2 separate regions of the Homo sapiens genome follow, and region 1 is linked to region 2. Evidence: chromatin loops called from intact Hi-C (ENCODE). Cell type or tissue: OCI-LY7. All regions are shown on one strand. Links, peaks and the distances in the headings refer to the core of each region. The heading gives the core; the rest is flanking DNA. Region 1 holds the start of TLR10 (toll like receptor 10). Region 2 has its middle 48 kb from the start of WDR19.

What was found. Peaks named below come from ENCODE experiments on the same cell type or tissue, not always from the same donor. Only the 100,000 strongest peaks of a DNase experiment are listed, where the experiment ranks them.
Region 1: a loop joins it to region 2, with 2.5 times the contacts of the local background. A loop is called at or near these places in 3 of 110 quality-filtered maps.

What each region holds. Positions count from the first base shown.
Region 1 is chr4:38,778,689-38,787,199 of GRCh38, forward strand. TLR10 (toll like receptor 10) reads right to left here and starts at 4,302. Exons shown (of 4, transcript NM_030956.4): 1 at 4,233-4,302. RefSeq lists enhancers at 77-246, 3,182-3,391, 3,454-3,623. In OCI-LY7, for the core only: CTCF peaks have their summits at 4,361 and 4,566; DNase peaks (open chromatin) are centred at 3,223, 3,473, 3,913, 4,303 and 2 weaker places; H3K4me3 peaks cover 3,401 bases; H3K27ac peaks cover 3,364 bases.
Region 2 is chr4:39,130,407-39,138,917 of GRCh38, forward strand. It overlaps a transcript of KLHL5 not described here. Among named protein-coding and RNA genes, the nearest start is that of WDR19, 48 kb to the right of the region's middle. RefSeq lists a silencer at 5,156-5,205. In OCI-LY7, for the core only: a CTCF peak has its summit at 5,098 (motif pointing left); DNase peaks (open chromatin) are centred at 4,495 and 5,085; H3K4me3 peaks cover 541 bases; H3K27ac peaks cover 932 bases.

The DNA.
Region 1 (8,511 bases), core at 155-8,154, 350 kb before region 2:
GAGTTTTTCTGCTTCCATTTGTATGTATCTGTTACACATTGACCCTCAACCTCCCTCAGACAGGTCACTCCCATAGACAAGCAGAGGGAGCAAAAGATATGCTCAACAGAAAGAGGATGGGTTAGAGAGAATTCTCTGTGCGTGTCATGTTCCCATCATTCTGAAAGCCTGGATGGGAGGTGAGGGAGGCAGTGGGCACGCCCATCCACAGGAATGCACACAAACATGGCAGGGTAACAAAGGTGGGGCAGAATCAAAACATAAGGCCACTTAGAATGTTACCTCTCTCTCATCTGTATTTCTCTTTCTCTAGAACCTTCCCAAGTCTGGTTTTTTTCTTGAAGTGAAGAAATTCCAGAAAACCTATGGAGAGTAGGGAGTGAGAGGGCCACTCCCAAGTTTTCCATTAGCTGCTGATACTAGTAAAGGAGAGAGAGCATCTTATCTCTTATCTTGGGAACACATATGATCATAGTTTCTTTGTGTGAACTCCCTTACAATGTAAACTTGGAGAATTCCTTTGTAAAAATATTAATTATCCACATTGATCATATAATTTTTATATTTCATAAACTATTGTTTCTGGTAAGTGTTCTCAAATATCTTGGAGAAAAAGCAATCATTTTGGTAAGGTCACCACATTTAGATGATTTCTCAAAACACCAACTTTTAAAAACGTGGTCAAATGACTTAAGATGCCTCCGGCCGTATTTTTCTTTGCTGACATTTCAGTGACTCCCTAGAGTGTAATGTATACTAAAATATTATACTGCATTAATATGTAAATATAACACAGGATAATTATCAGAAAAAACAGGTGAATATTCTATTTAATTAACTTAGTTCCTGCTGGATTTTTGAACTGTTATATATTTAAGAGTAAGTTTTCTACATCTACTTTTAAATATTTCTAATAGAAAATCAGTTTACAACTGTGGCCTGGAAGTGTAATTACTACTCAAATTATTGTGTTCATAGTATCCAATGTATAATGATAAACTTTATATTTTCTTTCAGTTTTCTTAAAACTATACATTAAAATTCAGAATATCTTAATTTCCATGCCACTAGATGCAGAAAATAATTTTCCATGAATTCATGATCTCTTCTGAATGACCTCTTAGTAAATAAACTTTCATTCATTTGCTTGTCACCTGTCCCTTCTCTGTTCATTCCCGTGGTAGCTGTCTGTCTTGTTCACTTCTGTATCCTCAGCATGTAGCATAGTGCTTGACACATGGTGCCTGCTCATTACTGCTTGTTGAATGCACATATGAATGAATGAATCCTTGTATGTATGAATTTCAACGTTTTAATCCTTAGTACAACGTGATGCATAATATGCTCTCATAAATATGTGTTGAATGAATGAATTTATGTTGTGAATTCCTGATACAGTGCAGGGCATGATGGTTGAAGAATGAGTTTGGTAGGCCTGGCGCGGTGGCTCAGGCCTGTAATCCCAGCACTTTGGGAGGCTGAGGCAGGTGGATCACAAAGTAAGGAGATCAAGACCATCCTGGCTAACATGGTGAAACCCTGTCTCTACTAAAAAAATACAAAAAATTAGCTGAGCGTGGTGGCATGTGCCTGTAGTCCCAGCTACTCGGGAGGCTGAGGCAGGATAATCACTTGAACCCAAAAGGTGGAGGTTGCAGTGAGCTGAGATGCCACCACTGCACTCCAGCCTGGGCAACAGAGCAAGACTCAGTTTCAAAAAAAAAAAGAATAAGTTTGGTTTTAGTGATTGATGGATCTGTGTTCAAATCCAATGTTAACCATTCATCCACTCATTAGCTATGTACTCGGACCATTTATTTAATCTCTGAAAGATCTGGTTTTGTCATCTGTAAAATGGAGCTTGTGAAGAGGCATAAGACAATGTATGTAAGTCACTTAGTACCATGCCTAGCATATCACACTTAATAAATGGTGGCAGTTATCAGGTCAAGACTCGGGTGAAGCAAGGAAGGCATAAATGTTAAGGGGGTCCCAAGGAACTCAGTAATCAAGATAATGTTTACATGAAATATTTTTAAAAATGAAAATTAATGCAAAAATCTATGTTGAACAAAATATCGAAATTTTTCATAAAGACAGGATCAGTATTGCTGATTGTTTCTTTTGCCTCAGGCTCTATTATGGCTTGATAGGACCCTGGCAGTTATAATCATTAGGTTGACAAAGGTGCTTTTAATGTTATCCTCTCATAGAGTGCTTAATTTGTAGCAATTGACTTTAAGCTTCTAGGTCTTAGAGCCATGGCCCCTTAAGAATGCAGCAGAATCTAACCCAGTTGCTTTAGCTGGAACTCTGCGCTGAGAAGTCAGAGTTTCTATCTCTTACCCACTTCTTCCCCCTGCCCAATACCACAGTCTTATCTGGGACTACAATGGGAGAGGAACTCTTTTTGAACTTCTCTTAATATAACAATAGTAAAGGTCCTATCTCTCAGGCAATACTTATGCATTATGACATTTTATAAAAACAACTTTTACATAGAGACAGGGTCTCACTATGTTGCCAAGGCTGCTCTTAAACTCCTGGCCTCCAGCAATCTTCCCACCTCAGCCTCCCAAATGGGTGTGATTAGAGGTGTGAGCCACTGTGCTTGGCCTCATTAAAGCAATTTTAAAAGTAGGACATACACTTTTTTTTTTTTTTGAGATGGAGTCTCGCTCTGTTGCCCAGGCTGGAGTAAAGTGGTATGATCTCAGCTCACTGCAAGCTCCACCTCCCAGGTTCAAGCGATTCTCCTGCCGCAGCCTCCTGAGTAGCTGGGATTACAGGCACCTGCCATCACACCCGGCTAATTTTTGTATTTTTAGTAGAGATGGGGTTTCACCATGTTGGTGATGTAGTCTATAAATAGTATATATATGTTAATATCATATCCCTACTACTACGTTAAAAGCAGGTAAAAAACAGAGAATGACCTTCCTTAATACATCTTTAATATCTTATAATTTAAAAGTCCAAGTCAAAAGACATCATCAAATGACAACTAGTGTTTTACCAAAGAATATTTAATCATCTAATTTATCTTTTCCCAATGATATAAAGAAATAGAAAAGAGATTAAGAACCTATTGAATGTTGAATGATCTTTGCAACATAAGAGTAAGAATGACTTCTTTTCAGTATTTCCTACGTGTCTGACATGGAGCTAAGTGTTTTATGTCCATTACCTTGTTTAATCCCTCAATGACTCAACAAAATGGCGGCCATTATTATTCATATTTTACAGATGGAGGAGCTAAAGCCCAGAGGTAAAGTAACTTGCCCAAGATGACCAACTGAAGAAGCAGAGATTTGAACCCAGACCTGTCTGGTTCCTTCTGGATGGTAACTAAACCCAAATGCAAGGCACCTCAAACCTTGAAATGAGGTGGCTTAAGATGTAACGACATCCTAAGGACCGAATCACTGAGGTTGAATCCATTGATCTGACCAGCTGCCATGGCGGCCACTTCCTCCTTTCTCACCCCATGCCCCTGTCTATGAAGCTTCATGCAGCTGCTGTGGGACACTCTGCTAGGTGCCACAAAGTTCAAGAGACTTTGCCTACATGTATAAATATATTCTTAGGAAAGTTATAAGTTCACAAGAATTGAAATAAAACTCGAAGTGCATCCTATTCCTAATTAATAGCTCAGTGTAGGTGGTCTGGGAGAAAGCTTATCAAGAAACCAAATGCTCACAGGTTGTTAACCATCCTCTTCTTTACAGCAACCACATATGGCCCTCTTTGTCCACTTCTGAAGGAAACGGAATAAGAACTGCATTGTACAAGATCCATCAGATCTGCCCCTACTTTTAAACAGGTAACACAAATGCAGAACTTTTCAACGGGGTAAAGGAGCAACAAATATGCCTTAAATAGCCAAAGGTTTCATCCAGCAGAGGTTAACATACGCTGTGGGGAAATAAGAGCTAGAAAAAACTTGCCACAGTGCATAGGACCGTTCAATCTGAATAGAAGAGCTGACCAGGTTTGATCCGCAATCAGTGAAAAGAAACCCACGCTCTCAAGCATCTGCAAGAAATTCCTCAGATCAATAGCCCCAAGGTCACTAATCATTAATCTAGACAAAATAGTAAATACTAAAAATCTAAATAACCCTACTTCCCTCCCCTCAATATTAGCTCAAATTATCTCCTTTTTAGAAAATACCCATGCAGCCCTTATATCTTTTTAATGAGAGTTACAACAAACAAAGCTAAGGTTCTTACCCCACGGCTTGCACTCTCTCAGCAGAGCTGCAGGTGCGTGGATGATTCGTTGACACGGTCAGAATTGGCTGCAGGAGGGAATTGAATCGAGGTTTTCTGTAAAGCTTAAACCCCATCCGCCCTCTTCTGCATGCTACTGGTATTGCATGTTATATATATTCATTATAATCTTAGCACTTTTTTAAATTGTGGTCAAATACACATAACATAGGAGTTATCATGCTCACCATCTTTCTATTTTTATTTTTATTTTTATTTTTTTTGAGGTAGGGTCTCACTTTGTCACCCAGGCTGGAGTGCAGTGGTGTGATCACTGCTCACTGCAGCCTTGACCTCTTGCGCTAAAGCCCGCAAGAGGCTGGGCTTCTCAGTCCCGCAAATGTCTGGGACTACAGGCGCTCACCAACTGGCCTGGCTAAGTTTTTTGTATTTTTTGTAGAGACGGGGTTTCGCCAGTTGCCCAGGCTGGTCTTGAACTCCTGAGCTCAAGTGATCTGCCTGTCTCGGCCTCCCAAAGTGCTAGGATTACGGTGTGAGCCACCGCGCCTGACCTTAAGCATTTTTAAATGTACAATTTAGTGGCATTAATTAAGTACATTCACACTGTTGTGCAACCACCACCACTGCCCATCTCCAAAGATTTTTCGTCATCCCAAACTGAAATTCTATGCCATTAAAAAATAATTTCCCATTTTCCCCTTCCCTCAGACCCTGGAAACTATAATTCTACTTTCTGTCTGTGTGAATTTGACTACTCTAGGTACCTCATGTCCGTGGAGTTATACCATATTTGGTTTTTTGTGACTGGCTTATTTCATTGAGCATAATGTCTTTAAGGTTCATCCATATCATTTCTATTATTATTACATAGAATAATAGAATCTTTCCTTCCTTTTTTAAGGCTGAATACTATTTTGTTGTATGTACGTCCCACATTTTGTTCATTCATTCATCCATCAATGGACATTTGGGTAGTTTTCACCTTTTGGCTCTTGTGAATAATGCTGCTGTGAACGTGGTGCACAAATATCTATTTAAGTTGGTACTTAACATTCTTTTGAGTCTATACCTAGAAGTGGAATTCACGGATCGTATGACCATTCTGTTTAATTTTTTGCAGAACTACCATACTGGTTTTCCACAGCATCTTAGAGCTCTTTGATGATGCTTTTCTTCAAGGTGCAGGTCGGTTATCCCTTTCATCAGTTGGGTGGGGCAGTCATGTGATGATGGGCAGGAGTAGGAATGGTGACTCCATAATTTCAGCAATCAGGCAGGAAGAGGGTGGAAAGGAGTTATCTAGAGCAGTGGTCCCCAACCCCTGGGCCACAGACAGGTACCAGTTCATGGCCTGTTAGGAACCGAGCCACACAGCAGGAGGTGAGTGGTGGGTAAGCAAATGAAGCTTCATCTGTATTTACAGTCGCTCCCCATCGCTTGCATTACCACCTGAGCTCCACACCCTGTCATATCAGTGGCAGCATTAGATTCTCATAGGAGCTTGGACCCTACTGTGAGCTGCATATGGGAGGGATCTAGGTTGCGTGCTCCTTATGAGAATCTAATGTCTGATGATCTGTCACTGCTTCCCATCATGTCAGATGGGACCATCTAGTTGCAGGAAAACAGGCTCAGGGCTTCCACTGATTCTACATTATGGTGAGTTGTATAATTATTTCATTATATATTACAATGTCATAATAATAGAAATAAAGTGCACAATAAATGTAATGTGCTTGAATCATCCCGAAACCATCTCTCCTCCATCTCCAAACCCGGTCTGTGGAAAAACTGTCTTCCATGAAATTGGTCCTGGTGCCAAAAAGATTGGAGACCTCTGACCTAGAGGCCTTTTCTTGAAGTGAAGTGGTAAAATAAGCATGGTATTTTTTAAAATGTAGATCGCAAAGTACGGATCAATTTTTAAAGCAACATTTTTGAGGTTTTTTTCATACTTGACTTAAGATTTAGGTGACTGCTGGAGATCACGAGTAAAGAAGAAAATTTCCAGATGGATTTGTCTACAGGAGGAATGATCAATTTAAACATGAATGATTATAATAGATTTATGTCTTATAAAATTGGGGAGTGGGTGGGTTCTTAAAATACATTTTTTAACTATCATATTGGGGTTTTTAAATTTAAAATGTAGTCCATGTATTTCCACATATATTGTAGGGGGAAATCACACAAAATATAAATAACTGTAAAAAGAAAAACAACAGCAAAACAAAACCAGCTCTGCTCCTCACCTAAACATATACAAACATGTCTATATTACACAAACGTAGGAAGACAGGAACACCCGTCAGGAACGTTGGAGAGGGGATTCCCAGCTTGTTGGATGAACTAAGCTCTAAAATCTTTTTCATTTCAGAAATTCTCAAATTACTATGATCAGCACACTCACACTGTATATTGCCCTCTCAAGGAAAAATAATCACTTGGGGTTTTTGTTGTCCAAAGACATATTCTTCCTTTCCCCAGAGACCAACATGTTTAAATACTTTATTGTCAGAAAACGGAGAAGTTTTCTTTAAGTGTTTTTACATTTGTTTACCAAAAACAAGTTGAGCCAAGTAGAGTTGTTGCTTGTGTCATCTAATCATCATCATTAAGCTTGCATTTACTTCCTAAGTGCAGATAGTATTGCACACAAGATATTGGCTAATCACCACCACAAACTACATAGAACATATACTTTATTCCCATTCGCCAGATGGAAAAACTGGTTGAGAGAGAACAAAAAACTTGCACAAGGTCATCATCCAATAGGGGAGGGAGCCAAGATTCAAAACTAAGTAAGTCTGGTTCCAAAGCCCACAATTTTTTCACGACTCCAGATGCCCAAGAGGTTATGTAATACTCTCTCTGCCTTCACCTGAGATTTCTAAAACGTTTAAATCTTTATTCACAACTAGCAACCAAGAATAGTATGCTCAGAACCATATGTGCTGATAACTTTAAGATGTAATATTTTTATTCCTTTTTAAAAAACTTCCCCCTGCCCCTACACACATGCATGCACGCAGGCACGCGCACACACACGCACGCACACACACAAACACACAAACACACATTTCCCTCCTATGTCTTCCTCTGATACCAGACGTGGGCCAGCTGTGATTCTGCCTTCATATATGTTGCAATGAACAGAGAACCTTGGGTTACCACAAGGGGATGGAGGTTTATTTTAAAGACACTAGAGGCTGTAAGGAAACACAGCAGCACAGCCAGGCCCTCTAGAGACCTGGAGCAGTGGCTTCTGGGGACTCCCAGAGCAGCCGTGGTGGTCAGGCTGTCTGGTTGGGCTGCTCTCCACTTTAGCTATGACTTGACTTCTCTTTGACTCTTCCTCAATCTGCTTCTCTTTCTATTCCCCACTTCTCTTTATTGCTGCCTTTGCTTCTATATGTGTCTTCCTACAGCCTTTTCCCAGGCTCATGGCTTACAGTCAAGGGCTGAGGCCCGCTCTGAGAATACTTCCCCCAAGAAGGGAAATCTGATCAGATCTTTGCCTCACTATGCAAGATGGAGCGTCTCTATTGGGCAGAGGATTCATGACCACCTTACAGGCGGCTAGCTTATTTTATTTTTATTATTATTTTGAGATAGAGTCTTGCTCTGCTGCCCAGGCTGGAGTGCAGTGGCATGATCTCAGCTCACTGCAACCTCCTCCTCCTGGGTTCAAGTGATTCTCCTGCCTCAGCCTCCCAAATAGCTGGGATCACAGGCATGTGCCACCATGCTCGACTAAGTTTTGTATTTTTAGTAGAGATGGGGTTTGCCATCTTGGCCAGGCTGGTCTTGAACTCCTGACCTCAGGTGACCCACTCACCTCGGCCTCCCAAAGTGCTGGGATTACAGGTATGAGCCACCGCACCCAGTCTATTTTTATAGTTCTTGCCTTTAAGAGGGCCTTGGTCCCTGATCCAGGCAGGTAGGAAAGTTACATGACCTAGAGCTGCTCACGGGTAGAAGAAAGGGCCTGGGCTTGCATTCTCCCTAAGAGCACTGCGGGTGGTTCAGGGTCTAGTGTGGAGCACGTGTTAGCTGGGGAAAGCTCCTTTACTTTAATTACTGGTATCAGTAAGTGAAAATAGTAACAACTTTTTTTTTTTCTGAATCCTATTTCTGAAAAATAAATGAAAAGTAATAAAATTCTCACATGGTTAGAAAATTTAAATCATTTGTCATTCATTTACTACATTTGAGTATAAGGAGAACATTTTAGTTCAAACAAATAAAATGATCCTGGCCGGGCACAGCGGCTCATGCC
Region 2 (8,511 bases), core at 209-8,208:
TCCTTACCCTCATTCCCGTAAACCCACAACCTTCCAGTGTGGGCGTTATGGCCATCATGAACATGTCACAGTGCTGCAGAGATTTTATTTATGGCCAGTTTTGGGGTCAGTTTATGGCCAGATTTTGGGGGGCTTGTTCCCAACAACTCAAAGAATTTTAAAATACATAGATGCCTGCACTTCACTCCAGGTGTGACATCTTGGGATGCCAATCCCAGCCAGAACCCAGGTGATTCTAATGTGCAGCCACCTTTAGGAGGATGACCAGGCCCCATTCCACACAATGGTGCCGTAGGCTCCTCTCACACTGCGTCCCTGACTCACCAACTTCTTCAAATCCGGGCCCTTTGTGTTATTCCACGAGCAAACTTTTCAAGCACCCTCAAGCACGTTTACAAGAGCCAGTTATTTACATAATTATGAGATTACAAATAATTCTTTTTTTTTTTCTTTTGAGACAAGGTCTCACTCTGTCTCCCAGGCTGCAGCTTAATGGTGTGATCTCGGCTCACGGCAACCTCCACATCATAGGCTCAAGCAATCCTCCTGCCTCAGCCTCCCAAGTACCTGGGACTACAGGCATGCACTACCATGCCTGGCAAATTTTTGTATTTTTTTTTTTTTTTTGTAGAGATAGCATATCACCATGTTGGCCAGGCTGGTCAAGAACTCCTGGACTCAAGAGATCTGCCTGCCTTGGCCTCCCAAAGTGCTAGGATTACAGGTGTGAGCCACCGTGCCCAGCCTGACATTACAAATCCTTTTTATCTGCTAAAGTTCCCTGAAGACAACTACTAGGTACTTTACTAGTTGTATCAAGCCAGTGCAAGATATACAATTTAATTTATTTTAAAACATCATACCATGTGGAGGTTTCTACTAATTTAGTTGAGCTTTCCCAAATTATACCAAATCAGTGAGGCTGACAAATATCATATTTTTGTAAAAGAAATGGAATATTTTAATTAAAGTTACTTAAAGAGATATTTGTGAGAGTCTAAAATGGATCAGAGCTTTTAAAGCCATGAACAACTCAGCAGACATTGGTTTCTGGGTACCATGTTTGAGTAGATTATTCAGAAGAATCATCCTGCTTAAAACCACCACAAATTCAGAATGAAACATAAAATATGTTATCTTTAAAGCATTAAAGCACAGACAAAATTTTCAGGATTAAGAGGACAAAAATCTAAGTGAAAGCCAACCAGGTGCAGTGGTTCATGCCTGTAATCCTAGCACTTTGGGAGGCCCAGGCAGGATTGCTTGAGCCCAGGAGTTTGAGACCAGCCTGGGGCAACATAGTGACATCTGTCTCTACAAAAAATACAAAAATTAGCCGGGTGTGGTGGTGCATGCTTGTAGTCCCAGCTAGTTAGGAGGCTGAGGTGAGAAGATTGCTTGAGCCTGGGAAGTTGAGGCTCCAGTGAGCCAAGATCACACCACTGCAGTGCAGCCTGGGTGATAGAGCGAGACCCTGTCTCAAAAAAAAAAAAAAAAGAAAAAAATCCAAGTGAAAGGAGAGAAGACTTGGAAAAATAAGCAGAGAACTGAAGCTCTTTTGCCCCAAGGGCATTTGCCAAACTCTCAAAAATTCCCCTTCGGTTCTGTCGACCTCCCAGGGGATGGGATAGAGAACTCAAAACCTAGGATCTGTCCAAGGTGGGAAGATCCTATTTCTATATAGCTGGGACCTCTAAGTACTACAGCTTCGAAGGTAAGGACAAACCAGAAGAACACCTACCTCACTCCCCATTATCAGGAGACTACAAAAAAAGGAAAGGAAATGCATTGGAATGTCCAGGAAGAGGTGACCACAAACCAGTCTCCCCGGAAAGCTGCAGCCCAGATTCACGTTACTTGAAAAAGGAATCTGAATAATCCTATTTATTTAAAGAAAATCTTCCCACAAAGAAAACTCTAAACTGGGCGTGTTGGCTCACTCTTGTAATCCCAGCACTTTGGAAAGCTGAGGCGGGTGAATCACTTGAGCTCACAAGTTCGAGACCAGTCTGGGCAAAATGGCAAAACTCTGTCTCTACTAAAAATAAAAAAAGTGGCCAGGTGCCATGGTGCGCACCTGTAGTCCCAGCTACTTAGGAGGCTGAGTTGGGAGGCTCACTTGAGCCCAGGAGCAGAGGTTGCAGTAAGCCGAGATCACCGCACTGCACTCCAGCCTGGGCGACAGAGTGAGACCTCATCTCAAAGAAAAAAAAAAAAGAAAGGAAAAGAAAACTCTAGGCCTTGATATTTTCATTGTCATTTTCTACCAGTCAAGGAAGACTATCTTTCTGAAAGGTATTTAAGCAGAAAAATAAATGCCCACAGAAAATAGCACAAGGGAAACGCCCTAGCTACACAATTTTAGTACATTTCTCATTCATATTCCCTTCAACAATGCTAAAACGTGTTCATTTCATTACACTAAGCAATTCTATAATTACTCAAAATATGGTGAAAGACTTTCTTCTCTAATTCTATCTAGTCTTTCATATTGCTCACTATATTGACTGCCATTACTATAATCTGTTAAATAATGAGCATTTCAGAAAGTATTGTAATACCTAAAAATGTTAAATGATAGTCTAGTCGCAGGAATCAAAACCACAGTCCATCCACATCTGCACACTGGTGACAAGTCGTCTGACCATAATAAAATAATAACTTAATATTATATATTTTAATAGTCATAATTTTAAAATTATTCTCTCTTGTTAGTAATAAAAATTATTCAGGTCAATTTTTCTTTGGCTTATCCAGCAGATGTTTTAGATTAAATCAAAGTGTTAAAAATTATGCTAATTTATGATTCTTGGTTGTTTGCTGATACTGCATAGTTAATGGTATTTAGCACATTGTCATTTTTTCAACTAATTACATTGTGCTTTAAGATTTGAGCTAAAGATTTTTTTGCACTGAATTATGTACATTCATATAATAACCTGTGAGTATAGACTCCCAGGGAGCCAGGTAGAACTATTCAATTAAAGTTCATGATAAAAATGTGATAAGTATTATTGGCATAAGGAATATACTTAAAATTAAGGGTTTCATCTGTATGACTCACACCTGTAACCCAAGTGCTTTGGGAGGCTGAGGCAGGAGGATTGCTTGAGGCCAGGAGTTCAAAACCAGCCTGGACAACATAGCAAGACCCCATTTCCTAAAAAAAAAAAAAAAAGTTTTTAATTAAAAAAAAATTTTTTATCTGTAGTAAGGCAAAGTTCCCAAACAAATACATATTTAAATGAGCACCTTTCTGAAGGACAAAGATAGAGAAAAATGCCCAATATAATATTATACCTCAGCATTCTAGGTCAAAAGACCTAGAAACTATAGCTCTATAGTCAGCAAACTACAGCCCACAGGTCAACTCTGTCTGCTATTTGTTTTTATAAATAAAGTTTTATTGGAACACAGACATGCTCATTTGTTGATGTCTGTAGCAGCTTTTGTGTTATGACAACAAAGTTGAATAGCTGTGACAGCGACTATATCTTTTTCTTGACATTTACAGAAAACATTTCCAACCTGTGCATGGGGGATCATTCTTCCGTCACCTAGAATATGAGGCCTCCGAGAGGATGAGAATGAGGGAAAAAACTACAAAGAAAATGGTAGCAAATACTAGCAAAGAAAATGGTAAGCCAAGGTAAAGCTTCCAATGATAAGAAAGTAATTGAAAGAAGAGAGCATGGGGTGAAAGACCGAGGAATGAGGGCCTGAGCTCCACATGTCAGGGCCACCCTGAGAAAGTCTCTAAGAGCCTCTGAGAAAGTTTTCTCTGGGTCTGAAAACAATTAGGGACTATCTTAGCTGTGGAGGCACCTAAGTGAAATTGAGTTAAAAATTCATATTTTATTAAATTGCTTTAGACTTGTTCATTTGATTATTTTAACATAGGGAGGTTGAGTCAACTTGATATGTGACAGACACTGTACTAAGTAAGCATTTCATATGTATGTTAACTCATTTAATTTTTACAACAGCTGTATGAAGTAGATATGACTATTCCCAGTTAATGATACGCAAACTAGCTAGTAAATGTCAGAGCCAAATTTCAAAACCAACCAGATCTGTATGACCTTAGAGCCTTTTAAAAAATCTTTGCAAGATTGCTACATGGAGGTGAGTTTAAGCTGTCTACATTACACAGGATGATACATACTTGATGCCAAGATACATCCTCACCACATCTGTGCTACATTTTAAGTTTTTACTTTTAGTGAGTAGAAACAGGCTATATAATTCTGCCTATGGTGTGCCTGAATGGATACACACACAGAGAGGTTTCATAAGTGCCTTTCTATTTTCTTTTTAAATATGTTCTGTGAAAGGACAAAAGAAGGGCATTTTAGAAAGGATGGCATAGTTAATGACTTGGGTGCAGAGGGCTGTTGCTGTCAATAAAGCAGAGAGCAGGGATGCTGAGTGGAGCAGTCATGAATGGAAATGAGAGCATGAGCCATTAGCAGGAAGTCATAAACCCATTATTAGAAGTTTCATGTCATTGAAGGGAGCCAAATGCTTTACAATTCTAAGGACTATGAATAGCCACCTAAGGAGGATGCGTCTGCTGCTGTGATGTATCAGACAGAGTCCAGTTGGGAGACAGAAATCACAGGGTAATCTGAACAGGGAAGATTTTAAATAAATAATCATGTCCCATAACAGAGGATTGGACTCAGAAAGGATTGGCTGGTTATCAGGATCTGAGATTTGCTTTTGCCCTACTGGAGCTAATAAGCTGACCTGTTATGGTTTCATGGATGCTGGCAGAAGACATCCATGGGTTGAAGGAAAAGGATTTTATTACTGAAGGCACAGAAAGCAGTAGGAATATCGTGTTGGGGTCACTTCCCTGTGCCCTTCAATTCCCACAGGAACAAGACAGAGGATCCCAGGTGGAAATCCACGGAGCTTGGGAAATCCACTGCTTTTATAGTAAGTGGTAGGCTATCCTGCTCTTTGTCCTGGAGATTTCTCGCTGCAAACACAACCCTGAGAAATGGCCCAGCTAATCAGTAGTGGGCGGGGACGCTCAGAACCCGCAGCAGAGTGCCTCTCCCCTTCCTTCTGCAATGTCTCCAGCACCCTCTACCGACAAAATTAGCACTGTGCAGACTGGCGAAGGAGAAAAAGGCTCATGTCCACGTTGACTGAGCAGGTAATGAAGACTGGATTTGTAGATGAGAAGCACTAATTAAAAACTGGTGTGGGCCGGGCGCGGTGGCTCATGCCTGTAATCCTAGCACTTTGGGAGGCCATGGCGGGTGGATCACCTGAAGTCAGGAGTTCGAGACCAGCCTGGCCAAGGTGGTGAAACCCTGTCTCTACTAAAAATACAAAAATTAGCCGGACGTGTTGGTGCGCTCCTGTAATCCCAGCTACTTGGGAGGCTGAGGCAGGAGAATCACTTGAACCTGGGGGGCAGAGGTTGCAGTAAGCCGAAATCACACCATTGCACTCCAGCCTGGGCAACAAGAGCAAAACTCCATCTCAAAAAACAAACAAACTGGCGTATATGTTTATCAGCAGTACCAGACACGGCCGAATTATGATATGGTCCAAAAAGGGACAGTGATTCAATTCATTCTAACACGTGTGTGTGTGTGTGTGTGTGTGTGTGTGTGTGTGAGATCGCCACTATGTTCTCAGAGCTAAGGTAGCTCAAAGACATGAAAAAAAATCTACTCAAAACATAGATAGTACTTAAATAATTTAAAGTTTATTTTTAAAAATCATTTCCCTTCCTTAATAATAATAATTTTTTTTTTAACTGAGTCTTTCTCTGTCACCCAGGCTGGAGTCAGTGACATGATCTCTGCTCACTGCAACCTCCACCTGCCGGGTTCAAGAGATTCTCCTGTCTCAGCCTCCCGAGTAGCTGGGATTACAGGTGCCCACCACCAAGTCTGGCTAATTTTTGTATTTTTAGTAGAGACGCGGTTTCACCATGTTGGCCAGGCTGGTCTCCAACTCCTGACCTCAGGTGATCTGCCTGCCTCAGCCTCCCAAAGTGCTGCGATTATAGGCGTGAGCCACCATACCCAGCCCCTTCCTTAATAATTCAGGCCTAAAGCCATTAGGTAGTGTATAGGAAGGATGGCATCCACAGTGGTGTCGAGAGGACTCATGGTGACCCAATGTGGGGTATTGGAGTCCAAGCAGGGTGAAGAGGGTGGGCTACAGGGTGGGTGACCTGGCACAGGGTCTCAGACCCCCATCAGAGTAAGGACAGCGTCCACACAGCACGGCAGCCTGGCCCGGACTGTCAGAGCCTGAGTAGGATGAGGGAGATATCCACACCTGAGAACAGCCCAGCACCTGGGGGATTAGAGCCTGGGCACGATGGGGAAGGTGCCTGTCCAGGGGACAGCCTGCAGTGGCTAGTTAGCCAGGGCCCAGGGAGGGAGAGGACAGCACCCCTGTGCATGGTGTGGGCTTTCAGAGCCCAAGCGTTGCAAGGAGGCCATCCACGACGGAGAACTGCCTGGAAAGGAGAGTGAGAGCCAAGCAGGAAAACATGGGCATCTGGGCCGGAGTGGGTGTGGTAGCAGAAATTGGAGATTGTTTCCATAGAAGATTGATCAAACTAGTAATTATCTTAAGGAAAATGAAAGACAAGGTTTTCACTGTTGGAGAAGGAAGTTACAAATACAGCAGAGGAAAAAACAAGGATGACCCCCGTGGTGTTGAATTGGAATTCGGCATATTGTTGTAAACTCACGGTTTTCAAGATAGAGATAATAGATTAATAAATACATATGCAAATATGTGCGTGTGTGTGTATAGAAAGATAAGTAGACAGATATAGACCAACAGATATTCCTTAGGTAGACAGATACAGACCAACAGATATTCCTTAACTCTGAACTGAGCCAGCCTGAGAATAGCAATAAACACACCTCATGTCCAGGTCTTGGCTTCTAAATACCAATTTTTACAAAAAAAAAAAGAATGATCTTCACTTTGGGAGGCCAAAGTGGGGAGGATCACTTGAGCCCAGGAGTTTGAGACCATCCTGGGCAATATAGTGAGTCCCTGTCTCTACAAAAAATAAATAAAAAATTATCTGAGCATGGTGGTGCACACCTGTAGTCCCAGCTACTTGGGAGGCTGAGGTGGGAAGATTGAGCCCAGGAGGTCGAGGCTGCAGTGAACCCTGATCACGTTGCTGCACCCCAGCCTGGGTGATGGAATGAGACCCTGTCTCAAACAAAAACAAACAAACAAAGAATAAAATATCTTGGAGAAATGGCTGATTCCAGAGCTGGGGCATGGAAAATACAAGGTGAACCGGGAACATCTTACCATCTAACCAAAAAACGAGGTTGTGCTCAAAGACTGATGAAGACATTGTGGCCCAGTTGGATGGGCTTCCACTGGCCAAATAGGAGACAATTTAAGCATAAAAATAAATAAGATCTAATAGCCAGCATCTATATGGAACTTAAACAAATTTACAAGAAAAAAACAACTCCATTAAAAAGTGGGCAAAGGACAAGAACGGACACTTTTCAAGAGAAGACATACATGCACCAAGAATCCATGAAAAAAAGCTCAGCATCACTGATCATTACAGAAAAGCAAATCAAAACCACAATGAGATACCATCTCACACCACACTATTATTACAAAGTCAAAGAATAACAGATGCTGGCAAGGAAAAAGGAGCACTTATACACTGAAGTGCTCCTTTTACACACAAGTTACACACAAGTGAAAAAGCACTTATGCACTGTTGGTGGGAGTGTAAATTAGTTCAGCCATTGTGGAAGATGGTGTGGTGATTCCTCAAAGACCTAAAAACAGAAATACCATTTGACCCAGCAATACCATTACTGGGTATATACTCGAAGGAACAGAAATCATTCTATTATAAAGACATATGCACATGTATGTTCATCGCAGCACTATTCACAATAGCAAAGACATGGAATCACCCTAAATGCCCATCAATGATAGACTGAATAAAGAAAATGTAATACATGCACACCATGGAATACTATGCAGCCATAAAAAATAATGAGACCATGTCCTTTGCAGGGACACGGATGGAGCTGGAGGCCATTATCCTTAGCAAACTAACACAGGAACAGAAAACCAAATACTGGATGTTCTCACTTATAAGTAGGAGCTAAATGATGAGAACTCATGGACACATAGAGGGGAACAACATACACTGGGGCCTAATGGAGGGTGGAGGGTGGGAGGAGGGAGAGGATCAGGAAAAATAGCTAATGGGTACTAGGCTTAATACCTGAGTGATTAATTAATCTGTACAAGAAACCTCCATGACACAAGTATACCTATGTCACAAACCTGCACATGTACCCCTGAACTTAAAATAAGTTAAAAAAATTAAATTAAAAAATGAGAACCATGAACTATAACCATTTGAATAAAATAGGAACGCATATAAATATAAATAAAATAAATACATAAATTGAAAGTTTGATGAGGAACAAGATGTTTACATCGTTTTAAAGTAGCTCCCCCCAAATATTTATT